Regions from separate parts of the Homo sapiens genome. Here region 1 is linked to region 2. Evidence: read pairs that join two places in POLR2A ChIA-PET (ENCODE). Cell type or tissue: HepG2. All regions are shown on one strand. Links, peaks and the distances in the headings refer to the core of each region. The heading gives the core; the rest is flanking DNA.

The links. Peaks named below come from ENCODE experiments on the same cell type or tissue, not always from the same donor. Only the 100,000 strongest peaks of a DNase experiment are listed, where the experiment ranks them.
Region 1: POLR2A ChIA-PET joins it to region 2 with 21 read pairs; 8 of 35 experiments call an interaction of 5 or more read pairs at or near these places.

The regions. Positions count from the first base shown.
Region 1 is chr20:25,372,576-25,383,127 of GRCh38, reverse strand. The region is part of intron 1 of ABHD12 (abhydrolase domain containing 12, lysophospholipase); the gene reads left to right. Among named protein-coding and RNA genes, the nearest start is that of ABHD12, 13 kb to the left of the region's middle. In HepG2, for the core only: no CTCF peak of the experiment used is centred there; a DNase peak (open chromatin) is centred at 4,617.
Region 2 is chr20:25,306,883-25,316,934 of GRCh38, reverse strand. ABHD12 (abhydrolase domain containing 12, lysophospholipase) reads left to right here. Exons shown (of 13, transcript NM_001042472.3): 6 at 1,965-2,010; 7 at 7,360-7,489; 8 at 8,441-8,478; 9 at 8,890-8,969; 10 at 10,020-10,052. Among named protein-coding and RNA genes, the nearest start is that of PYGB, 64 kb to the right of the region's middle. RefSeq lists enhancers at 6,582-6,701, 6,546-7,745. In HepG2, for the core only: CTCF peaks have their summits at 6,358 and 7,504 (motif pointing right); DNase peaks (open chromatin) are centred at 5,784, 6,414, 7,044, 7,364 and 1 weaker place; H3K4me3 peaks cover 773 bases.

The sequences.
Region 1 (10,552 bases), core at 810-8,809, 67 kb before region 2:
ATGGTATCTCTTCATCTTTTCTTTACAGATTAGGAAGATGGGAGCGAGTTCTGAGCTAGCTTTTGTGGTTAAAGTCTGCTTCATCCATCTCCTTTTTCCTTTTGCTCCACCCTCAGTACAGTCTGGGCCAGGACTGTGACAAGGCATGGGGCTGGCTTTGTTTATGGCGCCATAGCTGGCCCCCCCCCTCAACTGGTACTGGTTTTCCTCTTCCTAACTCAGTGTACCTTATCAATGCTGCACTCCAGCCAGGGACTGGCCACACTGGGACTTGGTGCTTTGCCACTGCCTTCTGCTTTATTAGGACTCTGCATCCTGTATCTCTGCTTGGTTCCTAGTTCCTTTCAGCCACAGTGACCCTTCCCAAGGGAGTGTCCGCCTTCTATGGTGACTTTGGCAGACAGGCCTGAACTGTGAGGGGTATCTTTGGGCAGGCTGAAAGCACCTGAGGCACTTTCATGGAGGAAGCCTTGGAGAGAGGCATGGAAGATGGGTCATCTTGTCAGGTTTGTGCTAACAGCGATGGAGACAGGACCTCATTTCAGACTCCCGCTGCTGCAACTTCTCCTCCTCTTCGTTCCCCTCCTTTCTCTCCTCTTCCATTAGAACACTTGTCCTTCCAGAGTGAAATCTGCAGGGAAAATGTTTATTGAAATATAACCTCAAAAGCTGACAGATGAAGTCAATGCTCTTCACCCAGAGATGACGCCACAGGACTTTGGTCTCAGTGTGCTTGTGCTTTGGCAGGGGCCCTTTCAGCATGAGAGTGGGTAAGCCATCTATCTCGTGCCACACCGAGAGCCAGCGTCTAGAGTGTCAGTCAGTGAACAGGGGCCAAGAGCCAGGATGCCGGAACCAAACTGTCCCATTACCAGCAAGACTTCTCATTTAGGCCTCAGCCCCTTTGTATTGTGATTTACTGCTTCAGAGGATAGCCTTCATAGAGACCCAGGTCTCAGGTGAGTTTTCAGATTCTCTGGCTTGGGTGAGTTGTGTAACACTCTGAGTTTGTTTCTTCATCTGTGATGTAGGGATAAGAGTGTCTTCCCTGTAGGATTGTGGTGAGGCCCAGGTGTGTGGAATGTTCCTGGCACATGGTGAGTGCTTGGTCAGTGACATCTTCTAGATGACTAGCCCCATGATGATTATAATATTAAGAGCTCAGGGTACTGGCCAGTGTGGTGGCTCATGCCTGTAATCCCAGCACTTTGGGAGGCCGAGGCAGGCAGATCACTTGAGTTCAGGAGTTCAGGACCAGCCTGGCCAACGTGGTGAAACACCATCTCTACTAAAAAGACAAAAATTAGCCAGGTGAGGTTGTGAGCACCTGTAATCCCAGGTGAGGGATTATCTCCTGTAATCCTGGGAGGCTGAGGCAGGAGAATCGCTTGAACCCAGGAGGTGGAGGCTGCAGTGAGCCGAGATTGCACCACTGCACTCCAGCTTGGGTGACAGAGCGAGACTTTGTCTCAAAAACAAAACAAGGAAAAAAAAAAAAAAAGAGGGTACTGAGAAAGATCTGTTAGCTCATGTCTAGAAGGATTTTCTTCTACCCTTTTCTGCCCCAAACAATTAAGAGTCTGGCTTCTCAGCCAGTCGTGCATATAGGGTCCATCCTGATCAGTTAATGTGTCTGTTGGTATTAGAGCATTTGTAGCAATACTATTTGCTTATTTAACACTTTTTTCCAGCCACTCATTTAACAGTTTGAGTACCTGTTACGCCCAGTAACACCTGTGAATGCTGAGGCCGTTGCAGTTCTCCTGGCCTTTACATTCTGGTAGGGGAGGCAGATAAAACATGAAGAAACACATGATGTCATGTGCTTAGGGCACTAAGGAGGAAAATGGTGCCAGTGAGGGAATAGCCGCAGATGAGGCCCTGTGGCTGTGTGTGCACAGTCTGGGTGTACAGGGGATGTTTCTGACAAGGAGACATGTGAATGGATGCCACTGGCTGCTAGAGAAATGGCATGGTGTGTGTCATCATGTCACTCTGACTGTGTGACAAGCACAGACTGCGGTGGGCAAGCAGGGAGACCGGCTAGGGGCTGCCAGGGTCATCCAGGCAAGAGATGACAGGGGCTCAGGCCGGGACAGCAGCTGTGGAGATAAGAAGAGGCATGTGATTCTGGATTCACAAACTACTTTCTGAGCAACAGGAAGAATGGAGTTGCCAGATACTGAGATGGGGACAGATGTGGAAAGAGCAAGTGCTTTGGGGCAGGAGAAGTAATGTTTGGTTTTGGACATATTGAGGTGCCTGTTAAACATCCAGGTGGATAGGGGATAGAGTTCAAGGGGGAGGTTAGGGCCTGTACCTGACCATGGCTGTGACAGGTGGTACCTAGACCCTTGCAGCAGACTCTCCCAGCAGACAAGTCAGGACAGAGGAGTCAGGACCTGGGCAATGAGTTAGAAGGATTGCTGGGAAAAGGTGTCAAGGCAGCCACCTAAAGAAGGCCTGTTGCAGAAGAAAGCCTGATCTGCAATTGGATTTGGTGACACGAGATCAGTATTGACAGGAGTGGCTTACTGCAGTGGTGGGAGCAAAAGCCTAATGGTGAGGGCTCAAGGAAGAAGTGGAGAGAGGAAATGCAGGTAGCTTTTCCAGGGAGCTGTGCAGTAAAGGGGGAAAGACAGGGAGGGATGGCTGGAGGGGGTGAGTTTTCTTAGCAGTGATATTAGATATCAAAAAATAAATAAATAATAAAAGCATCACTATGCCATAGGACAACTTCAGGCAGCCCACTATATTGATAATTATGATATTATGATAGTTATGTGATATATTAGCCAAAATCGCGCCATTGCATTCCAGCCTGGGCAACAAGAGCGAAACTCCATCTCAAAAAAACAACAAAAGAAACCACTCAATGGTAATTGTATTCCATGTGTTCCAGAAGTTAAGTGGAGTTATGGAAAACCTGAAAATTACTGAAATGGAATTTCTAAAGATGAAAACCACAATGTGTGAGATAAAGGTTACACTGAAGGGAATTACACTGAAGGGCAGATTAAACACTGCTAAAGAAAGGGCTCAACTATTCAATGTGAAACCTGGGGAAAAGAGAACCAAACAAATTTTCAAAAGCATCGTTACAAGGCCAGGTGCGGTGGCACACACCTGTACTCCTGCCATGCCTGTAATCCCAGCATACCTGTAATCCTAGCACTTTGGGAGGATAAAGAAGGAGGATCACTTGAGCCCAGGAATCTGAGACCAGCCTGGGCAATGAAGGGAGACCTCATCTAGACCAAAAAAAAAAAGAATTAGCCAGGCATGGCGTGCATGATTGCTTGAGCCCGGGAGGTCAAGACTGTGTGAGCCATGATCAAGCCACTGCACTCTGGTCTGGGCAACAGAGTGACACCCTGTCTCAAAAAAATATATAAATAAATAAAAGCATCACTATGCTATAGGATAACTTCAAGCAGCCTATTATATTGATAATTATGATATCATAATTGTGCAATATTAGAGCAGTCTGGAGTGTGCATGGGAATAATCCAGGGGAGAGGAGAAGATGGACGGCATGGGACAGAGTAGGTGCAGTGATGTCTCTGGGCCTGTGAGAAGGGATGGGACCCAGTGTTCTGAGGCTGAGCAGAGGAGTTCCCCTCAGATAGGAAGGAAGGCCAAGGCTGTGGGGAAAGACATGGGTAAGTTGATCTATTTGTGGGTGAAGGAATCTGCCAGTTCTCTTCTGAGTGCTTGTGCTGTCCTTAGGAAATAAGCAGCAAGGCCATCTGCTAGGAGGGCAGAGGGAAAAGGAGGTACTGGGCCTCTCTCTCTCAGTTCCCCACGTGGGCGCAGTCTGAGCTCTCATATCGTCTTTCTGACATTTAATGTTTTTAAAAAGGATGACAAGGACAGTTCCCTTGGGAAGTCATTTCAGTCACGACCTGCTGTGTATCTGTGGAGTTGACATGTTCTGCATAGTTGAGTGCTCCCCTGCTCTGGGAAGCCTGCACGGGGTCCCTGCACACATCCCAGCATGGAGGGTCTCAGGGCTGGGTTTGAGACGAAGGTGGGCGAAAGGTTCACATGAACTGAGGTCATGACAGAGTGATCAGGTGGGACCAGGCAGAACTCTCGGCCCCCAGGGCTTGCTGGTACACAGATTGCTAAGTGTCTTCATTGTTAAATAGAATTAATCTTCATATGGTAGTTGTGGGCTGAGTTGCCTCATTCACTTGTGATAAGTTTAGCGGATAAGAAAATGTCCTGACATAATGAGAGCAGAGGGCAGATGGGTGTTGGTGTGGGAAAGGCTGAGAAAGCCAGGACTTTTGGGTTTGTAAAGGTGAACGTGGACACGGCTGTCAGTGAGGGAATACACGCATACCTCAGGGGTGCTGAAACTTAGGGTTTGTTCTTGAAGCCTGAAGTTGTCCTGAGCTTCATGGTAAAAAAAAAAAAAAAAAAAAGTTCAAATTATCTTCAGTTCTTATCAGGCTGGTGGAGTCTTCAAACAAAGCTTGGGGTATATTGACTGAACTGTTCGTAATGGGAAGGTAAGAATGTTCAGGGTCAATGCCGGTCATTTTGATGTGGTAGTTCAGATCACTAGAATAGATATGGCTTTTAACTTTCAACTATTTTTTTCTCCTCATAATGTGTACATCATATATGCCCTACCCCTTCATCCTTGACCTTTGCCACTCCTGGTCCTGGATAACCACATTGCTCCTACCTGAAAGTGGCCCTGTCAATGCCAAGTGCCCATAGGTCATTTTATTCAGTAGCTACTGTATTCCTGCTGTTTGCCAGATGTTGTGCCAGGCCCTGGGGATACAAGGAGATAGTACCTGTCCTCAGGGAGCTAGTTGTCTGTCATGTTTTATGCTTGGCAACCATCAGCTCTTGCATACTCAGGCTTTGATGATGCCTTTGGCAAAGAGAAAATACAGGGATGGCTGGAGAAGGTTAGTCTACCTTCATTCACATTTATCCTTTCTTAAAGACTCCTGTGTTGCTCTGACATTTTTATGTACTGATTTATCTTCAGGGTATCTGCTATGGCTTGATGGTTTAATGGTTTAAATGTGTCCCCGAAAATTTCATGTGTTGGAAAGTATTGGAATCTTGGTCCTCAATGTAGTACTAACTACATATAAGAAGTGGGACCTGGCCGGACGCGGTGGCCCACGCCTGTCATCCCAGCACTTTGGGAGGCTGAGGTGGGCGGAACACGAGATCAAGAGATCAAGACCATCCTGGCCAACATGGTGAAACCCCGTCTATCCTAAAAATACAAAAATTAGCTGGGTGTGGTGGCACACGCCTGTAATCCCAGCTACTTGGGAGGCTGAGGCAGGAGAATCGCTTGAACCTGGAAGGCAGAAGTTGCAGTGAGCCGAGATCACGCCACTGTACTCCAGCCTGGGTGACAGAGCAAGATTCCATCTCAAAACAAACAAACAAAAAAACTAGAGGTGGGACCTTTGGGAGGTGATTGGGTCATGAGGGCTTTGCTCTCATGAGTGGATGAATCCATTCATAGATTAATGGTTTATTGAGGGTTTGGGTTAGTTATCATGAGAGTTATCACTGTTGTAAAAGGCAGTGTGGCCATCTCCTCTGATCCCCATTACCATGTGATGCCCTGAGCCACCTTGGGACTCTTCGGAGTCCCCACCAGCAAGAAGGTCCTCACCAGATATGGCCCCTTGACCTTGGACTTCCCAGCCTCCAGAATGCTAAGAAATAAATTTCCTTCTTTATAAATTACTGACCTCAGTTATTTAATTATAGAAACAAAAAACTGACTAAGAATAGGTCTCTTAGCCTCTTGCTTGACAGGATGTAATGCAAAATGCATTGCTGGCCAATAGAGCCATCTAAAGACATGAGAAAAATTCTCAGTTTGGGGACACAGGACACCTTGACAAGGCACATCATGGCATAACCTACAAGAAGGCAAGCAAAAAAGACTGCCATTCTAGGACATTCAATATCTGGCTTAGGGTTCCAGGAGGAAGGGACTGTTAGGCCAGTACAGGCCAGCTGGGAGGCTGCCAGTGCAGCCCCAGAGCCTCAGGAAAAAGCTGAAGGAGATTCTGCCAGGGCCCAGGGAAGCATCTCCAGGTATGAGGTCGCCTGGGAGATGTCATAGCTGTGGTGAAGGGCGGCCTCTGAGGGGCCCTCTCTCTCTCACTCTGTTCCTCTCTCAAACAGTTTGATTTTTTTTTCTGATTCCAAAGTAATAAAGAGTTCTTAATAAAAATTTAAAACAGAGAAAGTGAAACTCCCTCTGGATAATTGCTGTGAACAGTGTGGCCTGTGTTGAGAGTATTGCTCCTGTGTTCTTCCATCCATTTAGCAAGTATGTCTTTTTCGTTGACCTAGCCTTCACTGAAGGCTAGAGTGGATAAAATGCTGCACAAGAGTGGGACAAATCCCAGTCCTTGTGGGACTTCTGTTCTCATGAAGGAGAAACACGGCAACAAAGATAGCACATAAGTATACAGTAAAATTTCAAAGGGTGATAAAGTGCTATAAAGAAAAATAAAGCAAGGTAAGGTTATGTGGCTGTGTGTAAAGCACCTGAAAACATGCCGTACCACAGTGGTGAAATATTTTTGTTTCTGCCAGGAAAATAAGGCCTTCTCACAGTAGGATACCCAGTTGTTCAGTTCTGCCGACTGAATCCTCATGATTTTTTGTTTTCTTCTTTGGGAACAAAGAGACATTTATGGACTGCTCTTGTGTGTTTTATTAAGGCCTTAAAGTTTTCAATTCAGTAGAGTGAAATTGCTCTCAACACTGACTGCTTTTGAATATGATTATGGAGATTGTTGTTAAGATTTCCGCCTAAAAGCTAAGAAGAATTTAATCTGTTAGTCTTGGGGAATGAGATTTGGCGTTACTCTCTTGTTCCTTCTAAGAGAATACCATGGAATTAAATGATAAAACACTTTTCCTCAACAATTTTGATGGTTACATTAATGAAGGAGTTGATGAAAACTAATTGTAGACATTATTATTATTATTATTATTTTTTGAGACAGAGTCTCACTCTGTCGCCCAGGCTGGAGTGCAGTGGTGCGATCTGGGCTCACTACAATCTCCGCCTCCCAGCTCATGCCATTCTCCTGCCTCAGCCTCCCAAGTGGCTGGGACTACAGGCGCCCACCACCACGCCCAGCTAATATTTTTGTATTTTTAGTAGAGACGGGGTTTCACCGTGTTAGCCAGGATGGTCTCGATCTCCTGACCTCGTGATCCACCTGCCTTGGCCTCCCAAAGTGCTGGGATTACAGGTGTGAGCCACTGCACCCAGCTAATTATAGACATATTTTAAAAGAAACATAGAACTTCCACTACTGACCAAGGTGGCTGAATTTACCCGGAAATAACCCAAATAGCAGCCACAACAAAAACGACAACATACACGAAACAATTTTTAAAACACTGGGCACCAAGCAACAAAGGACAGTAAACTCGGAGAAGTGACAGACAAAGGAAGTGAGCCCTACAGTACCCTAGCTGATCTCCTTGAGAGAGCTTCCACGCCATGGCACAGGGAGGGGAGCCACGTGGACTCCCAGGGTTGTGGGTGTGGAGCTGAGAATCTGGAGAGACCAATGTGGCTAGAGTTTATAGGACAGAGTACCAGAGAGGAGAGAGCAACACAGAGAGAGACCCTGGGGTCTGCAGAGGGTCCCCTTGATCAGCACACGTGTGTGAGGAAACTCTCTGTGGCTGGGGAAAGAACTGTCTGAAAAGATCAGAAGATACAGTCCCTGCTACTTAGAGCAAGATTATAATTTACTGGTAGAACATTCAGGAACAGCATGCTTCAGTAGTGGGAAATTCCAGGTGTATGGGTTTGTGAGGGCTACCATAACAAAGTAACACAGACCAGGTGACTTAAATGGCAGAAGTTTATTTTCTCTCGATTCCAGAGGCCAGAAGTCCAAGATGGAGGTGTCAGCAGGGCTGGTTTCTCATGAGGCCCCTCTGCTTTGCCTGTAGATGACCACCTTCTCCATGTGTCTTCATATGGTCTAACCTCTGTGTGTGGCTCTTTCTGCATTTCTTCTTACAAAGCTGAGTCATAGTGGATTAGGGTCCACCCTGATGACCTCATTTTAGCATAATTACCTCCTTAAGACCCTCTCTCTAAATACAGTCATATTCTGAAGTGCTAGGGGTTAAGACTTCAACATACAAATTTTGAGGGGACATTATTCAGCCCATAGCACAGGCATGCAGAGTGGGAGGAAACTATGATGTGTATATAATGAAGAGAATAATCAATGAAAACCGACTGAGTACTGACACGCACGTTAGTGTTGAAGAGAAGCACATTAAAACACTGTAGGCTGGGCGTGGTGGCTCACACCTGTAATCCCAGCACTTTGGGAGGCCGAGGCGGGAGGATCACCTGAGGTAAGGAGTTTGAGACCAGCCTGACCAACATGGAGAAACCCTGTGTCCTGTCTCTACTAAAATTACAAAATTAGCCGGGTGTGGTGGCACATGCCTGTAATCCCAGCTACTCGGGAGGCTGAGGCAGGAGAATCACTTGAACCTGGGAGGCGGAGGTTGCAGTGAGCTGAGATCGTGCCACTGCACTCCAGCCTGGGCAACAAGAGCGAAATTCCATCTCAAAAACAAACAAACAAACTTACTGTAATTGTATTCCATATGTTCTAGAAGTTAAGTGGAGAGTCATGGAAAATCTGAAAATTACCCAAATTGAATTTCTGAAGATGAAAACCATAATGTGTGAGGTAAAGTTTACACTGAAGGGAATTACATTGAAGGGCAGATTAAACACTGCTAAAGAAAGAGCTCAACTATTCAACATGAAACCTGGGGAAAAGAGAACCAAACAGATTTTCAAAAGCATCATTACTAGGCCAGGTGTGGTGGCACACACCTGTACTCCGACCATGTGTGTAATCCCAGCACACCTGTAATCCTAGCACTTTGGGAGGATAAAGAAGGAGGATCACTTGAGCCCAGGAATCTGAGACCAGCCTGGGCAACAAAGGGAGACCTCATCAAAAAAGAAAAAAATTGAACAATTAGCCAGGCGTGGTGTGCATGCCTTTGATTACAACTAATTGGGAGGCTAAGGTGGGAGGATTGCTTGAGCCTGGGAGGTCAAGACTGCATGAGCCATGATCAAGCCACTACACTCTGGTCTGGGCAACAGAGTGAGACCCTGTCAATAAATAAATAAATAAATGCATCACTATGCTATGGGACAACTTCAGGTAGCCTATTATACTGATAATTAAAGTCCTCAAAGAAGAGGAGAAAGGAGAGAAAAAATATTTGAAGAAATAGTGGCCAGAAACTTTACAAGCTTGGTGAAAACTGTAAACCCACTGCTAAGAAGCTTAATTAATCTCCTGCATAAGAAACATGAAGCAGTATACCAAGGCACTTCGTAATCAAATTGCTCAAAATCAGTGATAAAGAAAAAAAAAACCTTCAAACCAACCAGAGGAAAAAAGACATACTGTGCACACAGGAACAAAGATATGGGCAAAGAAGTTTTCTTAAAAGAAAAGTAAGTAAGAATTCAGTGAAGCAACGTCTTTATTTTTTTAATTTTTTTTTTTGAGACGGTGTCTCAGTCTGTATCCCAGGCTGGAGCACAGTGGCACAATCTCTGCTCACTGCAACCTTCATCTTCCGGATTCAAGCAATTCTCCTGCCTCAGCCCCCCAAGTAGCCAGGATTACAGGTGCCCGCCACCACACCCGGCTGATTTTTGTATTTTTAGTAGATACAGAGTTTTACCATGTTGGCCAGGCCGGTCTTGAACTCCTGACCTCAGGTGATCCACCCGCCCCGGCTTCCCAAAATGCTGGGATTACAGGTTTGAGTCACTGCGCCTGGCCTTGAAGCAACATCTTTGACGCTGTCATGCCATGTAGTAATGTCACTCAATATAGTAATGTCACTCAATAACAGGTACACCTTCTGAGCAATGTGGTGTTAGGCAAGTGCATTGTCACGCGAAGATCAGAGTGTATTTACACAAACATAGATGGTACGGCCTATTACACGCCTGGGCTATGTGGTAAGGCCTATTGCTCCTAGGCTGCAAACCTGCACAGCATGATACTGTACTGAGTCCTGTAGGCAGTTGTGACACAATGTTAAGTATTTGTGTATCTACACATAGAAAAGGTACAGTGAAAATACAATATAAAAGATAAAAAACAGTACAGTATAGGGCACTTACCATGATTGGAGCCTGCAGGACTGGAGGTTGCTCTGGGTGAGTCAGTGAGTGAGTGGTGAGTGAATGTGAAGGCTTAGGACATGAATATACATTTTTATACAACTTGCAGTGGTTTGTTTATACCACATCACCACAAATGTGAGTAATGCTTTTCACTGTGACGCTACAGCCATGACATTAGGCAATAGGAATTTTTTAGTTCTATTATAATCATATGGGACAACCATTGTATAAGTGGTCCACTGTTGGCTGAAATGCTATTATGCAGTTTGCATGACTGTACTGAAAGAAAAAGCTATCCGTCCAAAATTCTTGACCAGGTGAAAATAACTTTTTATGTTG
Region 2 (10,052 bases), core at 2,053-10,052:
TGTGTGAGACAGGGTCCTCCTCCTCTGTTGCCCAGGCTGGAGTGCAGTGGTACAGTCACAGCGCACTGCAGCGTCGACCTCCTGGGCTCAAACTATCCTCCTGCTTCAGCCTCCTGAGACTGCAGGTGCATGCCGCCACCACGCCCAGCTAATTTTTGTTTGTTTTTTTGTAGAAATGAGGTCTCCCTATGTTGCTCAGGCTGGTCTCGAACTCCTGGGCCTCCCACCTTGGCCTCCCAAAGTGTTGGGATGACAGGCGTGTTGAGCTTTTTAACACTGCCTTTGGATGGGCGTGCTGGAAGGTAGGGCCTTGGCTGCCTCTGCTGTGACTGCCCATCACACTGCTTCTAGGCCTGGGCCCCAACATCAGAATGTATGGGCTTTGTAGACCAAGTGCAGATATTGGCAGACTACATAAGCAGCACTGGAAATTGTTTTTCAATGTTACGTTACTTGTGTATAAAATGAAAAGAGACGGCTGGGTGTGGTGGCTCACGCCTGTAATCCCAGCACTTTGGGAGGCCAAGATGGGTGGATCACAAGGTCAGGAGTTCAAGACCAGCCGGCCAGGATGGTGAAACCCCGTCTCTACTAAAAATACAAAAAAAATTAGCCAGGCGTGGTGGCGGGCGCCTGTAATCCCAGCTACTCAGGAGGCTGAGGCAGAGAATTGCTTAAACCTGGGAGGCGGAGGTTGCAGTGAGCCAAGATGGCACCACTGCACTCTAGCCTGGGCAACAGAGCAAGACTCCGTCTCAAAAAACAAAAAAAAAGGAAAAGAGAAACCAGGTGCTCCAGGTGCTACACTGACTGCCAGGTCGTAGGCTCACCCCAGCAAGGGCTGCAGGTGGGACTTGAATCAGCTTCCAGGCACACAGTGGGAGCGCCTGCAGGTCTCCCCACATGCAGGGGGTGCCTAGGGCAGGGCGTGCAGACCTTCACTTGTGCTTGGTTGCTTGGTTTTGTTCTTCATCTGGTTGTCTGGGTCTTGGAGCCCAAGAGATACTGTTGAAACAGCCTCACTCTCCTCCCCTCAGAGGGCCATCTGCACTGGCCCACAGGGCAGAAGGGAACACAGACAGAGGCAGGGGCACAGACAGAGGCGGGGGCACACCCAGCTCTGAGCTATTGGAGGATTTTACCCGTGGAGTACATTGCATTAAGTCAGGAAAGGTGGGGAGAGTTTGAGAAGTGATTGGTCCTTTTTTCAGTTTTCTGTTAAAAGAAATGATTCATCCTGCTGAGGTCAACAGGGCTGGAGCAGGTTGGCTCTGGTTATAGCCTCTGCGGTGGCTAGGAGCTGGCAAGGAAGTGCAGGCTGCCCTGGGGAAGCACCCAACAACCCCCCCAAAGAAGGGAGCTGTGATTCTGGGTGACATGATGGTGCGGCAGCCTCCCATGTTGCTCTGGGCACACCCCAGCAAGGGCACAGGGGTGGGTGTTTGAGGAGTGAGCTAAATGAAAGAGGTCAGCTAGTCTGTAGGGATTAAAAAAAAATAACAGAAAAAAAAATTGACAAGAGCTTAAAATCCAAGAAATACTGGGTTGCAGCAAGGGTCCCCAGATGGGGTCTCTGCACAGTGTAGCCCTCCTCCTGGGGGTCTACCATCACACTGCAGCACCGAGAGCTGTCTGCCTCCAGAGGAGGCCGCCCCAGAGGCTGCCCTGCAGCACGAGTGGAGCTGCGGCCGGACACTGCTCCTGGCCCCCTAGCGTCTAAGCAGGAGGAAGGGAGAGCCTTCCTGCGCTCCCAGGCAGGGATGTCAGCAAGTCCTGCAGTGGCAGTTGGCATCTTGGTTTCATAAAACCCAGCCAGGAGTCAGGCAGCATGTCACAGTCTTTATGAAGCTGCCACTACGTACAAGGCAGAGGAGAGAAAGTTGGATGAGTTTAGTAAGCGGCAAGCTGCCCTCAATACAGATGCTTGGATTTGTTGCCAAAGATGTTTATTTTTCACTTTACAGGTGCTGAGTTCCCTTGGTTACCATGTGGTCACCTTTGACTACAGAGGTGAGATTTCTTTTGCAAGAGCATCTGAGCACAATTCCACTGCTTGCTGGCGGTATCCCATGGGCAGGCCTCACTCGAAGAGGCTCGGAGCAAGGCCAGCGCCTGCTTTGCCTGTGCTGTGATGGTGTCCTGGGTCCTGACAAAGACCCTGATGGAGCTGTCAGGAGAGCCCCTTCTGGTAGGGGAGGCTCAGCACCTGGAGCCCCCAGCAGATGCCCTGTCAGCAACTTTTTTTTTTTTTTTTTTAAGATAGGATCTCACTTTGTCACCCAACCTGGAGTACAGTAGCATGATTGTAGCTCACTGCAGCCTTGAACTCCTTGGCTCAAGGGATCCTTCTGCCTTAGGCTCTCGAGTAGCTGTGACTGCAGGAATGCGACACCACACCCGCTGTTTTGTTTTTGTTTTTAGTAGAAATGGGGTATCGCTGTGTTGCCTAGGCTAGTCTCAGACTCCTGGCCTCAAGCGATCCTCCTGCCTCAGCCTTCCAGAGTGTTGGGATTACAGGCAGGAGTCACTGCACCCAACCTGCAGCATTTTAAATTAGAAGATACTGTCTTTTTTAGACTGCAGAGCTGGACGTCAGACATGGTTTATGCTCATCAAAGCTTGTCTTGTTAAAGTTACGAAGACAGTAAGAAGTGTTAAGAGAGGCTGAGCATGGTGGTTCACACCTGTAATCCCAGCACTTTGGGAGGCTGAGGCAGGCGGATCACTTGAGGTCAGGAGTTCGTGACCAGCCTGGCCAACATGGTGAAACCCCATCTCTACTGAAAATACAAAAATTAACCGGGCGTAATGGCTCGCACCTGTAGTCCCAGCTATTCGAGAGGCTGAGGCAGGAGAAGCGCTTGAACCTGGGAGGCAGAGCTTGCAGTGAGCCGAGACTGCACCACTGTACTCCAGCCTTGGCGACAAGCAAGACTCCATGTCAAAAAAAAAAAAGAACTGTTAAGAGAGAAGATAGATTCTTCTGCACCTCAGCATTTCTGCTTTTTTGAATGAACCAGGGCTTGCCACTGAACAAATCAAGAATCCATAGTTTGATATATACCAAGGACACTGTGGCTTAATAGGCAACAGAAATACTTGGTGTTAACAATGAGCGACTGGTTTGTTTTGGTTTTGGTTTTGGTTTTGCTTTGAGACAGGGTCTCACTCTGTCACCCAGCTGGATTGCAGTGATGTGATCTCAGCTCACTGCAACCTCTGCCTCCCGGGTTCAAGTGATCTTCCCAACTCAGCCTCCCTAGTAGCTGGGACCACAGGCACACACCACTACACCTGGCTAATGTTATTTTATTTTATTTTATTTTATTTTATTTTATTTTATTTTATTTTATTTTTATTGATCATTCTTGGGTGTTCCTCTGAGGGGGATTTGGCAGGGTCATAGGACAATAGTGGAGGGAAGGTCAGCAGATAAACAAGTGAACAAAGGTCTCTGGTTTTCCTAGGCAGAGGACCCTGCGGCCTTCCGCAGTGTTTGTGTCCCTGGGTACTTGAGATTAGGGAGTGGTGATGACTCTTAATGAGCATGCTGCCTTCAAGCATCTGTTTAACAAAGCACATCTTGCACCGCCCTTAATCCATTTAACCCTGAGTGGACACAGCACATGTTTCAGAGAGCACCAGGTTGGGGGTAAGGTCATAGATCAACAGCATCCCAAGGCAGAAGAATTTTTCTTAGTACAGAACAAAATGGAGTCTCCTATGTCTACTTCTTTCTACACAGACACAGCAACAATCTGATTTCTCTATCTTTTCCCCACATTTCCCCCTTTTCTATTCGACAAAACCGCCATCGTCATCATGGCCCGTTCTCAATGAGCTGTTGGGTACACCTCCCAGACGGGGTGGCAGCCGGGCAGAGGGGCTCCTCACTTCCCAGAAGGGGCAGCCGGGCAGAGGCGCCCCCCACCTCCCAGACGGGGTGGCTGGCCGGTCGGGGGCTGGCCCCCACCTCCCTCCCGGATGGGGCGGGTGGAGACGCTCCTCACTTCCCAGATGGGGCGGCTGCCGGGCGGAGGGGCTCCGCACTTCTCAGACGGGGCGGCTGCCGGGCGGAGACGCTCCTCACCTCCCAGACGGGGTCGCGGCCGGGCAGAGGCGCTCCTCACATCCCAGACGGGGCGGCGGGGCAGAGGCGCTCCCCACATCTCAGACGATGGGCGGCCGGGCAGAGACGCTTCTCACTTCCTAGATGGGATGGCGGCCGGGAAGAGGCGCTCCTCACTTCCCAGACTGGGCAGCCAGGCAGAGGGGCTCCTCACATCCCAGACGATGGGCGGCCAGGCGGAGACGCTCCTCACTTCCCAGACGGGGTGGCGGCCGGGCAGAGGCTGCAATCTCGGCACTTTGGGAGGCCAAAGCAGGCGGCTGGGAGGTGGAGGTTGTAGTGAGCCGAGATCACGCCACTGCACTCCAGCCTGGGCAACATTGAGCACTGAGTGAACGAGACTCCGTCTGCAATCCCGGCACCTGTGGAGGCCGATGCTGGCAGATCACTCGCGGTTAGGAGCTGAAGACCAGCCTGGCCAACACAGCGAAACCCCGTCTCCACCAAAAAAATACGAAAACCAGTCAGGCATGGCAGCGCGCTGCTGCAATCACAGGCACTCGGCAGGCTGAGGCAGGAGAATCAGGCAGGGAGGTTGCAGTGAGCCGAGATGGCGGCAGTACAGTCCAGCTTCGGCTTGGCATCAGAGAGAGACCGTGGAAAGAGAGGGAGAGGGAGACCGTGGGGAGAGGGAGAGCTATTTTATTTTTTTTAAGAGAGGGTTTCGCCATGTTGCCCAGGCTGGTCTTGAACTACTGGGTTCAAGCAGTCTGCCCACCTTGGCCTCCCGAAGTGTTGGGATTACAGGTGTGAGTGAGCCATTGCAACTGACTGCGAGACTGTTTTAAAGTGTATTCTGGCTGGGCACGGTGGCTCACGCCTGTAATCCCAGCACTTTGGGAGGCTGAGGTGGGCAGATTGCTTGAAACCAGGAGTTCGAGATAAGCCTGGGCAGCGTGGCAAAACCCCGCCTCTACTAAAAATACAAAAAAAAGTAGCTGAGCCTGGTGGCAGGTGCCTGTAATCCCAGCTACTCAGGAGGCTGAGGTGGGAGGAAAGCTTGAGCCCAGGAGGCGGAGGTTGCAGTGAGCCAAGATCATGCCACCGCACTCCAGCCTGAGTGACAGAGCGAGACCCTGTCTCAAAAATTTCAAAAAGTGTATTCCACCATGTAGTCCTCAGCTGGAGAGATTAAAGAGTTGATGGCAACGTGGCTGGCTGCCTTCACCTTCTTGTGGGGGCAGGTGGCGTGTCTATCCTCAGACCAAGAGGAGATATGGGAGGGACAAAGGAGAGAGGCTGTCACCTGGATGTGGGGGTTGTGTTAATTCTCTCTTGCTGCTATAACATGTTACCACAAACAGTGCTTTAAACCAGCACACATGTAGCGTCTTGCAGTTCTGGAGGTCAGAAATTCAGAATCTGCAGCCCCCAGGCTGGAATCAGGGTGGGAGCAGGGCTCTCAGGGAGAATGCCTGGCTGCCCTTTCCAGCCACCTGTGTTCCTTGGCTCACAGCCCTTCTGTGATTGAGTCCCAGGTCATCTGGCTCTGACCCTGACTCCTCTCCCTTTTTCTCTGATGAGGACCCTTGTGGTTATTTTGGGCCCACCCAGCTTGTCCAGGATCACCCCCATCTCAAGGCAAGCAGTTAGTAGCTTTCATTCCTTCCATACCTTTCATTCCCCAGCCATGTGACCCAACGCGTTCACAAGTTCCAGGGATTAGGTCATGGACACTTTTGGGGGCCACCATGCTGCCAACCACAGGGAAGAAAGTTCCATCAGGATGACAGTTGTGGGCTGGGAAAAACTCCAGAATGAGGAGCAAGGAAGTGGTTTGCCCTCTCCTTCTCTCCATGTTGACACTGGTTCTCTTCTGCTGCATGCTAGAGACCTTAGGAGAGGGAGAATGAGTGGCTTCTTCCCATTCATCTCCCCGCACTTCTGTCAGGAAATGAAATCCCACGCAGCACTTTCTGTTTCAGTTCTCGTGGAGTCTACGTTTCTAATTGGCACCAAGACTGCCAGCTCCATCTCCGACTGTCCCTCTGTCTCTCTCACTGCATCTGCCTCTTTGTCCGCATCCTTCTGCCTCCTGTCCCTGTCTCTGTGCCTGTCTGTCTGTCCCTGTCAGTCTTCTTGCCTGTCTCTGTGCCTCTCTGTTCCTGTCTCTCAGTCTTCCTGTCTGTCTCTGTCTCCTGTCCCTGTCTCTGTTCTTTTCTTTCTGTCTCATGTCCCCATACCCCTGCCTCCCAGCCTGGCCCTAGCCCTCTGCATGGCCTCCTCCCTCCTCTAGTGTCTGAGTCGGGAAACAGCAAGTTCTGCACTAACTGTTTGCTTACACTGCACAACCTGCTCTTTCTGACCTTTGTGGTGCTTTCAGATCATCTGATGATGACTCACTGCTGGGCTGCTGGAAAGATAATTGCACTCCACCTTTGCTGGAGACTGGGGGAGGGACCCTTGGGAGGTTGTAATTTTGGGGGGCAGAGATGGTAGTGTTTTCTGTTATGGAAACAAGATGCTAATTAGACCCTAAGGGGAAACAGCCCCTTTCCCCTTCCTGGGTCATGGTTGCCTTGAACCCAGAAATGCCCTCCCTGTTCTGGGAGCCTCCGGACTCCACTCCCTGTCCTGCCCCTGACCAAGCCTTCGGCGTTGAGGAGGTTGGTGTCCAGCCAGCGGCCCCGGGGGCTGCTCATCTGACCACGCCATCTGCACTGCTGCTCGTCAGGGCTCGGAGTGGGACACATGGATGCTGCTGGGGGATGGGGGAGAAGTGTAGAGCTGAGGATGGTGGTGGCAGAGGCTTTCACTGCCTTAGACCTCACTAGCTTGCCTGTTAAGAAAGAGAGAGGGAGAAGTGAGCTCACTCCCCTGCCCAAGAGGGTGGGGCAAGTCCCAGCCCTGGCCTGAGGATGCCGGTGCCAGCTCTGAAGCTCTGTGATCTGTTCTGTTAACTCAGCTTGCTGTTAGTTGCCATTCAAATGTGCAGCTCACCAACTTAGAGTGACCCTGTGAGGGGATGTCTGGTTTGTGCAGTCAGCAGGGGCAGGGCAGGGTTGCTGCTGGGCTGCCTTCCCCAGGGCTGGTGGGGATGTGGGGTTGTGCCCGTTCTCCCCACTGCTTGCTCTGCCCAGTGGCCTGGGTGGGTCTGTGGACTCTGGAAGGGTGGGCCAAGCGGGCCCCTCCCTGTCTCCTCCTGGCCCTGGGCCCCCTTGGGGAGGTGTGTTTGTCCAGGTTTTGTGAGCTGCCTTTGACCTCCCCGTCCTGCCGTTTCTCCCTCCCAGGTTGGGGTGACTCAGTGGGAACGCCATCTGAGCGGGGCATGACCTATGACGCACTCCACGTTTTTGACTGGATCAAAGCAAGAAGTGGTGACAACCCCGTGTACATCTGGGGCCACTCTCTGGGCACTGGGTAAGGGACCCCAGCAGGAGGCAGCCTTTAGTGGGAGTCAGTATTCCTGGTGACTCCCATGCCTGGATCTAGAGAGTCCACCATCCCTGCAAACCCTGTGGCACCATTAGTCCCGACCAGCCTCGCTCCCATCCCCATGGCAGAGGCAGGAGGGGAAGTTACAAAGAGACTCCAAAGGATCTGAGCTCCTCGTCCAGGAAGTGGCTCAGGACAGACATAGGCAGTGGAGGTCGAGGGGTCTCCCTAGGGAGACTTGGCTCTGAGGAAGAAGCGTCTTCAGAGCTGAGGGAGGGCACAGTGGGTGGTTTGCTTCTCACAGAGGCCAGGACAGGAGGTACTTCCACACTCCCTTTGTGGGCAGCCTGAGTCATCTCTGCTGATGCGAGGTCCACGTCTCTGCGGGAACCTCTGCTCTCAGGGCCCCAGTCCCCAGACCTTCACTGCCATTCCCTTTCTGCTGCCTTTCCCTTCGGGGCAGCCCTTCTCCCAACACCTGAATGGCCTCTTGTAGGCTGGGAAGCATCAGGAGAGGAGTGGGTGGGGGGCACCAGCCATCCCTTTGGCCGTCTGCGTGGTCCACCAGGTGTGGTCCTGGGATGGCAAGAGGCCCTGGGTGTGGTGGGCTCCAGGAGAGGTGCAGGCAGACGCTGGCCACCCCCAGCCGACAGGCGGCCCGGCCAATGGGAGTGTACGGGCAGTGAGAGGCAGCAGGACACACCTCGGGGACAAGCTGACTGGCTGTGGGTACAGCCCTCATTGCAGGGGTCAGCTGATGGTGGGGCAGCCAGGTCACCCCCAGTGCTAGAGGGATCTCCATTTCCCCCACTCTGTCCTGAAACTCCAGTAGCTTCACAGACCCCATGGCTCCTCTGAGCACTTTCCAGCATAAGGCCCATATCATCTCAAACAATTTTATCATAACTCAACTAAGCTGTTTTTCTTTTTTCCTAGCGTGGCGACAAATCTGGTGCGGCGCCTCTGTGAGCGAGGTGAGTGCCTTGTTGGGCCCCAGCCGTGGCAGTGAGCATTCAGGGTGCTCCCCAGTCCCGGCCCTGCTGCAAGTGCTCAGCGTCCTCATGGAGCAGCATGAGCTGCACATTCTGGGGGGCCCGGGGCTGACCAGCCACCCTTCCCATGATACACCTGAGGAGCTGGGGAGCCTCACACACACAGGTCTGGCCCCAGAGCCGCATCAGCAAGTCTGCTTTTTAGGAGTGACCAGAGCCATCTCTGTTCCCCTGGCGGGCACCCCTGGTGCTATCTGAGGCCTGCCGAGGTGGTTGCCTGGTGGGAGGCGCTGTGGTCTCCTTGTGCTTTCTGGGGGCCCCTCAGAGCCCCACAGGCCACATGTATGTCGCTGGCTTCCTGCCTACCTCTCAGTTCCCTGTTTGTTTATCTAGAGACGCCTCCAGATGCCCTTATATTGGAATCTCCATTCACTAATATCCGCGAAGAAGCTAAGAGCCATCCATTTTCAGTGGCAAGTACAGATTTTATTAAAAATTAACTTTTCATTATTAAGATAAATTATAGAAATAACTAATTACAGGATACATTATAATAATTATTAAAAATTGTTATTTAAATATTCTAATGAATACAGATTTCATTAAAAATTAATACTAGTTTTGGCCACAGAGCTGCCCAAGAAGTATAACCTGCAGCCAGGTGAAATGACAGGTCATAATTGGGTCATTTGAGGGCAGCTGGACACAGTGGAGGCCGGGCTCACGTGGTGTCATCGACTGCATTGTATTGACAGCCCTGCCTTCCTGTTCAGGAGTGGAGCTGGGGGTGCCCCCCTCTCTGTGTATGAGACAGTGCTTGGGGGGCTGGACTGTGTGGACCAGGGAGTCTGGCCTTCCAGTTTTATCTTGGGGAAAGGCCCAGGTGAACCCCAGTGGGAATTCTGGGTAAGCCAGGCCCCACCCAACCTGTGCCCTCCCCAGCTGGGAATGGAACCTTGGACCTTCCCTTAAAACCTAGCCAGTTATTTTCCCCTCCTTCTCACTCTGGTTTGTGATCCCTGTGCTCCCCACTGGCCATGGATTCTCGGGCCTGTGTCAGCCCATGCTGGCCTCATGCTGTTCTGTTACCAACCAGAAGAGCCTTTTATCTTATCTTACTTTTTGGTGCTGCTTTTCTTAAATTGTGTGAGGAAACTGTCCATAGACCCCACTTTCTCAGGGGTGGCGGCCCTGGTGTCTGCGGGAAGACTGGTTTCTGGGGTGGATTCTGGCCTGGCTGGGAGGTGCGGGAGCCCCATTTGCAGGGCAGCCCCTGCCATGCCAGTCTGTGGGGCCTGGCGGGTGATTCTTCTGTTCCTAGCAGCAAAGCCAGGACACGGCCAGGGCAGAAGGTGCCAGGGCACAGCTCTGGTGGCCCCTTGGCAATGTCACCCCTGCTCCCTTAGGTAGGGTAGTTATGGGCAACGCCTTATAGATTTCTGAACTTAAACTGTCTGCACCCTTGACCTGTGCCTGGATATCTTAACCAACGCTTCTGAAAATGGTTTCCATCTTGTCTCCAGATATATCGATACTTCCCTGGGTTTGACTGGTTC